2 separate regions of the Homo sapiens genome follow, and region 1 is linked to region 2. A link is a contact called in ENCODE Hi-C data. All regions are on one chromosome and are shown on one strand. Each heading gives the region's core, a stretch centred on a gene start or an enhancer-like site at or near the end of the contact. The rest is flanking DNA. Distances are from core to core; before and after follow the strand shown.

Evidence for each region. A loop is a pair of places that touch in the nucleus more often than their neighbours do. Pooled maps may share reads with other maps.
Region 1: a loop to region 2 is called in a pooled map, with 2.3 times the contacts of the local background. The contact joins two enhancer-like sites. A Hi-C loop is called at or near these places in 2 of 50 pooled maps.

The regions. Positions count from the first base shown.
Region 1 is chr17:4,695,155-4,699,015 of GRCh38, forward strand. All of the region lies in intron 1 of PELP1 (proline, glutamate and leucine rich protein 1), which reads right to left. Among named protein-coding and RNA genes, the nearest start is that of PELP1, 7.1 kb to the right of the region's middle. RefSeq lists enhancers at 59-228, 1,422-1,491, 2,121-2,290, 3,199-3,368. Within about 2 kb of position 1,382, at least 4 of the 41 ENCODE cell types and tissues checked have a DNase peak (open chromatin) inside an H3K27ac peak, as active enhancers do.
Region 2 is chr17:4,212,971-4,216,751 of GRCh38, forward strand. All of the region lies in intron 4 of ANKFY1 (ankyrin repeat and FYVE domain containing 1), which reads right to left. Among named protein-coding and RNA genes, the nearest start is that of ANKFY1, 49 kb to the right of the region's middle. Within about 2 kb of position 2,526, at least 9 of the 41 ENCODE cell types and tissues checked have a DNase peak (open chromatin) inside an H3K27ac peak, as active enhancers do.

The DNA of each region.
Region 1 (3,861 bases), core at 132-2,631, 480 kb after region 2:
TACTGAAAAATACAAAAATTAGCCGGACATGGTGGCGGGCGCCCGTAATCCCAACTACTAGGGAGGCTGAGGCAGGAGAATCGCTTGAACCCGGGAGGCAGAGGTCGCAGTGAGCCGAGATCACGCCACTGCACTCCAGCCTCGGCAACAGAGTGAGACTCCGTCTGGAAAAAATAAATAAATAAAATGGCTAAATTGTATGGTTTGTGAATTATTTCTCAATAAAGCTGTTTTGGCCAGGCACGGTGGCCTATAATCCCAAAATTCTGGGAAACCAAGGCAGGCGAATCACTTGAGGCCAGGAGTTCCATACCAGCCTGGGCAACACAGAGAGACACCATCTCTACAAAAATTTTTAAAAATTAGCCAGGTGCAATGGCATGCACCTGCAGTCCCAGCTACTCGGGAGGCTGAGGCAGAAGGATCGCTTGAATCCAGGCGTTCAAGGCTGCAGTGAGCTATGAACACACTACTATACTCCAGCCTGGGCAAAAGAGTGAGACCCTCTCTCTTAAAAAAAAAAAAAAAAAAAAAAAAAATCTGGCAGGGGGCAGTGATTCACGCCTGTAATCCCAGCACTTGGGGAGGCCAAGGTGGGCAGATCATTTGAGGTTAGGAGTTTGAGAACAGCCTTGCCAACGTGGCGAAACTAAACATCTAAAAATCTACTAAAAATACAAAAATTAGCCAGACGTGGTGGTGTGGTTTCACCATATTGGTCAGGCTGGTCTCCAACTCCTGACCTCAGGTGATCCGCCCACCTTGGCCTCCGAAAGTGCTGGGATTACAGGAGTGAACCACCATGAACCCCCGCAGTAAAGCTGTTTTTATAAAAAGGCATACTGATAACCATAAAAAAAAGAGTGTTCCAGGAAAAGAAAAAAAAAAAAAACAGGCTGGGCAAGGGGCTCATGACTGTAATCCCAACACTGGGAGGCCAAGGCAGGAGGATGGCTTGAGCCCAGGAGGTCAAGATCAGCCTGTGCAACCGAGGGAGACCCCCATTCTCCACAAAGAATTTTTAAAAATTAGCCGAACATGGTGGAGGGCACCTGTGGTCACAGCTACTTGGGAGGCTAAGGTGGGAGGGCTGCTTGACCCCGGGAGGTCAAGACTGCAGTGAGCCATGATCGCCACCACTACACTCCAGCCTGAACAGCAAAGCAACATCCTGTCTCAAAAAAGAAAAATAAAAAGAGCGAAGACTATGAGATGAGAGCATACTTCGTTATTTCCAAAGAACAACAAGGAGACAAATTGTTGATGGAGAAAAGTGAGCAAGGTGGAGAGGAGTAACCAATGATGAAGGTTAAGGGAGTGGGACCAGACTGTGCAGAGACATATAGGTGATTACCGACTTTCACCCTGAGTAAGATAAAAGCCACGAGGGGGAGAGAGAAATTGCGCACAGGAGTGACAATATCTGACTTCTGGTTTGCTTTTTGTTTTGCTTTGTTTTTAATCAACAGCATTTGTGTTGTCTTGTTGAGAAGGCAGAAGCAAACAGATGAGGTAGAAGGTTACTGTAATATTCCAGACAAATGATGATGCAGCTTGAAGAATGTGGTAACTGTGGCGATACAAAGCAGTCAAAATCAGGAAGTACTGTGAAGGTAGAGCCAACGGGATGTGCCGTCAAACTGGATATGGGTGGAAAATAAAAAGAAGGGTCCAAGATAATGCCAAGGTTTTTTGCTGAACAACTAGAAAGATGAAGCTGCCATTCACCGAGAAGGGAACTAATGCAGGAGGAGCAGGTTTTGGGGTGACAATAGGGAGCTCAGTTTCAGATCTGTTCAATCTGTGATGTGTATTTAACATGAAAACGGAGATGCCAAATAGGCACCGGCTAGACAAGTGTGAAGAGAACTTCTGGCTGGAGATGTAAACTCAAGAGGTGTGGGCCTTGAGACTGGATCAGTTCACCAAGGGAATAAGAGTAAAGAGAAGAGAAACAGTGCAAGGCCTGGGTTGTAGGCACTCAAACCTTCAGAGGTCACAGAGGTGAGGAGGGATCAGTCTTTACTGGAAAGGAGTAACCAGTGTGATAACAGGAGAATCGAGAGGAGAGGAGAGGGGCTGGGAGGGTGACTAACGCCTATAATCCCAGTACTTTAGGAGGCTAAAGTGGGAAGACTGCTTGAGCTCAAGAGTTCAAGACCAGCCTCAGCAACATAGCGAGACCTTGTTTCTACTAAAAATCAAACAGATTAGCTGGGTGTGGGGGCACACACCTGTGGTCCCAGCTACCCAGAAGGCTGAGCAGGGCGGACTGCCTCAGCCTGGAAGATCAAGGATGCAGTAAGCTATGATCGCGCCACTGCACTCCAGCCTGGGCAACACAGCGAGACCCTGTCTCAATGAAACAAACAAACAAAAACAAAAAGACAGGGGAGAGATATCCCAGAAGTCAAGTGAAGACAGTTTTTTAAATAGGAAAGTATAATTAACTGTATCAAATGGTAGCGATAAGTCAAATATGATGACCCAAATTGACCTTTGAACTTAATGTCTTGATGGACACCAGTGATCTTCAAGAGTTACCATTTCACCCAGCAAAGGGTTGTTTCGGCAGCATTTAGGCTAAAAGCCTGAATGTAATGAGTTCAACGGAACAACCATCATAGTAATAATTCATTCAGGGAAGAACCTTTAATAGATGTTAAAATGAGTGGGTGAAAGGTTGACAAGACCTAAGACATTCACATTATCTCCCCCCAAGACACTTAACTACAAATGGAAAAAAAAAAAATCATACCTTTATAACAGTGAAGAAATCTGGCAGAGACCTGCTTAACCTAGAATACGTGCTCCTGATGTGATGCACCAAGAATGACACATCATTTCTGCAAGGTTTTTTTTTTTTTTTTTTGTAGAGATAGGGTCTTGCCATGTTGCCCAAGCTAGTCTTGAACTCCTGCACTCAGTGATCCTCCCACTTCGGCCTCCCACTAAGCCTCTGAATCTCATGCTGGGATAACAGGCATGAGCCACTGCACCTGGACGACTTCTGCAGTATTCTTGCTGAAAACGCACAAATCTCCAGTTTAATTTGTCTGCTGTTTCCTCATGATTAGATCCTAACCTGAGGGGCATCCTACGAAATAACTATTCTGTACTCTTTAAAAATATCAAGATCATAAGACAAAGGCTGAAGAACTATTTCAGATTAAAGAATACTAAAGAGACATTATAACTAAAAGCAAGCTGGGCGCGGTGGCTCACGCCAGCACTTCGGGAGGACAACGCGGGTGGATGATCTGAGGTCAGGAGTTCGAGACCAGCCTGGCCAACATGGCGAAACCCCATCGCTACTAAAAAAAAAAAAAGAAAAAAAATTAGCCAGGCATGGTAGCAGGCGCTTGTAATCCCAGCTACTTGGGAGGCTGAGGCAGGAGAATCGCTTAAACCCAGGGGGCGGAGGTTCCAGTGAGCCAAGATCATGCCACGGCACTCCAGCCTAGGCAACAGACTGAGATTGTCTCAAAAAAAAAAAAACAAGGCAAAACAAACAACAACAAAAAAAACAACTAAATGCAACATGTGATCCTGCATTAAATCCTGGACTAGAAATGTTGTTGTTGTTGTTGTTGTTATAATGGATGCCTTTAGGAGAACTGATGGCAAAACTTAAAAAAGATCTGTAGGTTAAATAATTTATTGTACCAATATTAATTCTCTGATCATGATGATAGAGTATGATTATGTAAGAGAATGTCCTTGTTTTTAAGGAAATACACACTAAAATATGTCAAAGTAAAAGGACATATCTGCAACTTACTCCTAAATGGACCCAGAAAAAATATCTGAAAGAATTCCTGTATCCTCTTCACCCAGAATTCTCCAGTTTTCAAATGTGCA
Region 2 (3,781 bases), core at 1,276-3,775:
TTCCCCATGTTAGCCAGGATGGTCTCGATCTTCTGACCTCATGACCCGCCCGCCTCAGCCTCCCAAAGTGCTGGGATTACAGGCGTGAGCCACCGCACCCCACCTCACAACACACTTTCAAAACATCACGAAGGAGAGGCTAGGAGCAAGAATAAAATCTTGGAGTCATTTCTCTGTTTAGCAGTAAATGCAGGCACCTGCTTTACACTAAGATCTGTCAAAGCTTTGGGTTTTTTTTGAGACAGAGTGTGCTCTGTCGCCCAGGCTGGAGTGCAGTGGCATGATCTCGGCTCACTGCAACCTCCGCCTCCTGGGTTCAAGTGATTCTCCTGCCTCAGCCTCCAGAGTAGCTGGGATTATAGGCGCCCGCCACCACGACCGGCTAATTTTTGTATTATTAGTAGGGACGGGGTTTCACCATGGCAGACTGGGTGCTTTGTTTTTAATTAACATTACTGACTTGGTGTAAGGAAGCATCTCTCCCAGGGCACTTTAAAAATCATGTTGTTACAATATCTAAGTAAGTTACATTAGTAAGTTAAGTTACAATAATAAACAAGAATGTAAGTTACATACAACAGCATTATATTTATTTCTTTTTTTTTTTTTTTTCCAAGATGAAGTCTTACTTTGTCGCCCAGGCTGGAGTGCAGTGGTACGATCTCGGCTCACTGCAACCTCCGCCTCCCAGGTTCATGCGATTCTCCTGTCTCCTGCCTCTGCCTCCCGTGTAGCTGGGACTAAAAGCGCCTGCCACCACGCCCAGCTAATTTTTTGTATTTTTAGTAGAGATGAGGTTTCACCATGTTAGCCAGGATGGTCTCGATCTCCTGACTTCGGGATCCACCCACCTCGGCCTCCCAAAGTGCTGGGATTACAGGTGTGAGCCATCACACCCAGTCAACAGCATTATATTTCTAAGCCTCAGTTTTCTGTACCATTGGTTTCTCCAAACCTGTAGCACACCACAGCAATGTCTGACAAAGTCACTCTAACCTCAGCCATGAAATCAGAGCATTCCAGCAGAAAAAAACCTCTTTTCAGATAGCTTTCAGAAGCTTTTACCATTTTTACAACTAATATTCAATCTGCCTTCCTAACATCCTAACACCAGGCAGCCTAATACACAGTATGATCTCAGGAAGTAATAACTCACATTTGCAGAGCACTTTACAAAGCACCTTTACAGCATTTGCTGAGAACCTGAAAATTCCACTCTCCTCCTTTTCACTGTCAAATGACATTGCACCAAGGGACTCAAATATGTTTCACGAAAGCAGATCTTTTATTAAAGCTGGCAGACATTTCACTGTCACCAATTCTAGGATCTCCAGAGTGCCATTTGCCATTTGGATAGATTATAAATAGTAACTGACATGATTTACGCAACCAAGGAACACGTAATCTTATTTAGAAATTAAGATTCTCGGTTCCTATATTCTCTTTGAAAATAGCAAGACAGACAGACTTTCACCCGAAGGGAATTTTTTAATTATTATTTTTAACTTTAGAGTACAGAAAGGACACAGAGATACAAAAACGATAAACCTAACTTTTTTTTTTTTTTTTTTTGAGATGGACTTTCACTCATATTGCCCAGGCTGGAGCAACAAGGCTCAATCCAGGCTCACCACAACCTCCACCTCCCAGGTTCAAGCGATTCTCCTGCCTCAGCCTCCTGAGTAGCTGGGATTACAGGTGCCCGCCACCACGCCTGGCTAATTTTTTTGTATTTTTAGTAGAGACTGGGTTTCACCATGTTGGTGACTTTTAAAGTATAACATCAAGCATATATTTAAACGTCCCACAAACTGCTGTATAGTTTTCATATCACTCTTGAGTGGATGTGGGAAAAAAAAATTATTGAAAAGAAAAATGACAGAAGGTAAACAATGATTTAGTTACAAATGACTTTTTTCTTTATATCATTCTGTATCCTCCAAATATCATACACCGAACATGTATTATACTTTTGTAAGGAGAAAAAGATTAACTGTCTTTTTTTAGTATACATTAATTATCTCTTTAAAAAGATTAGCCAGGCACGGTAGGTCACGCCTGTAATCCCAGCACTTTGGGAGGCTGAGGCGGGCGGATCACCTGAGGCTAGGAGTTTGAGACTAACCTGGCCAACATGGCAAAACCCCGTCTCTACTAAAAATACAAAAATTAGCTGGGCGTGGTGGCAGTCGTCTGTAATCCCAGCTACTCAGGAGGCTGAGGCAGGAGAATCGCTTGAATCGGGAGGCGGAGGTTGCAGTGAGCCAAGACTGTGCCATTGCACTCCAGCCAGGGTGACACAGTGAGGCTGTCTTCTAAAAAAAAAAAAAAAAAATTAAGAGTATTTTCTTCAGTGTGCCCTCCGTGGTAGAAAAAAAAAGAAAAGATTTTCCTGATGCTTACTATAAAAACTTCCTTTTCATCAAATCAGTGCTAGCATTCCAAAACCGGCGAGATCCCCACATTACAAAAAGAGCAACGGCTGCTTCACACTGAACCGCACCCGTCGCTAGCACCCTTTCATTATCTCAAGCATGTAATTCCTTCCAAGGACAGCAGGGGGCACTCTGTGACCCTTTAAAAGCCAACCCTTGACTCCACTCCCGGTGTCTTCCACTCCAGCTCTTAAGAAAGCCATGACAGATAATAACTCGATACTCATATCTAACAATACAAAATTAAGCATCTGGTAATGTTGACAGTTATGAAGCCTACTCGGTCAACAAACAACAAACAGTTTAATTAAAGAATCCATTACACAGATTACAATTATCTCAACTACTCCAACCCCAAGACATTTTTACAAAAGCAATTTAATTTACATAAGCAAGTCTGACAAGGTCAACAGGAGAAAGCTCAGGAAGTCTGGAAAACATATAAAGACATAAATCATACTCAATCTAATTAAAATCAGTCTGATTTCACTATCACCAAAACTCCTCACCAAAACAAACAAACAAACAAATGAAAGAAACAGTTAACTGAATGTCCTCAATAATCAAATCAGCTTTGCTAATAGCCTAATGCTGTATGCACCTATAGACTGTGGACCTGCTTTTGTTTTTTATTTATAGGATTTAGATATTAAAATGCACTCAAACCCACATCAATAACAGACAGGAGTAAGCCGTCCACTGATTTCATGTGGGGCACAGTGAGCCCTCCTGGGAAAACACCAGCCCATGACGAAAACAGCAAGCAGCTCTAGGCAGCAAAGTCTCTCTAGGGAAAACACAGCAATAGGTGGAGTGCCTCCTGATGACTGAAACCATCCCTTCACTCACCCAGGAGAAAAGCCATTACTTTATGCACCCAAGGGAATACAAAGATCACTAAATGCTGTAAAAAGCCACTCCATCAGCAAGCTGATTACCAAGAGCCACAGCTCCAATAGAAAGACGCTCCCGGACATCTCGTCTGACATTATTTAGTGAACGTTTTGTTTTCTGTTGTTCTAAAATGCCAACTTGGGAGAGCAACAGAGAAAATGTAATATAAAAACACAGCATGCTATCTCCTTGACAACCTAAAATGCAGTAACTTAAATGAAGTGAGATCTCTGGAACACTGGCTATGACACTTATTTGGACAATATTTTCACATATTCATTTAGGCACTCATTGTTTCCAACAAAGAGACTATGACTAAGGATTTCATTCAACTTGATATATCAGAAAATAGAGTAAAATGTCAAGGGAAACAGAAAGGGAAGGAAAGCTGAAAGTTTGGACATTGGATTATATTATTTCATATTTAATTTTTCAGTTTATACGATTATGTA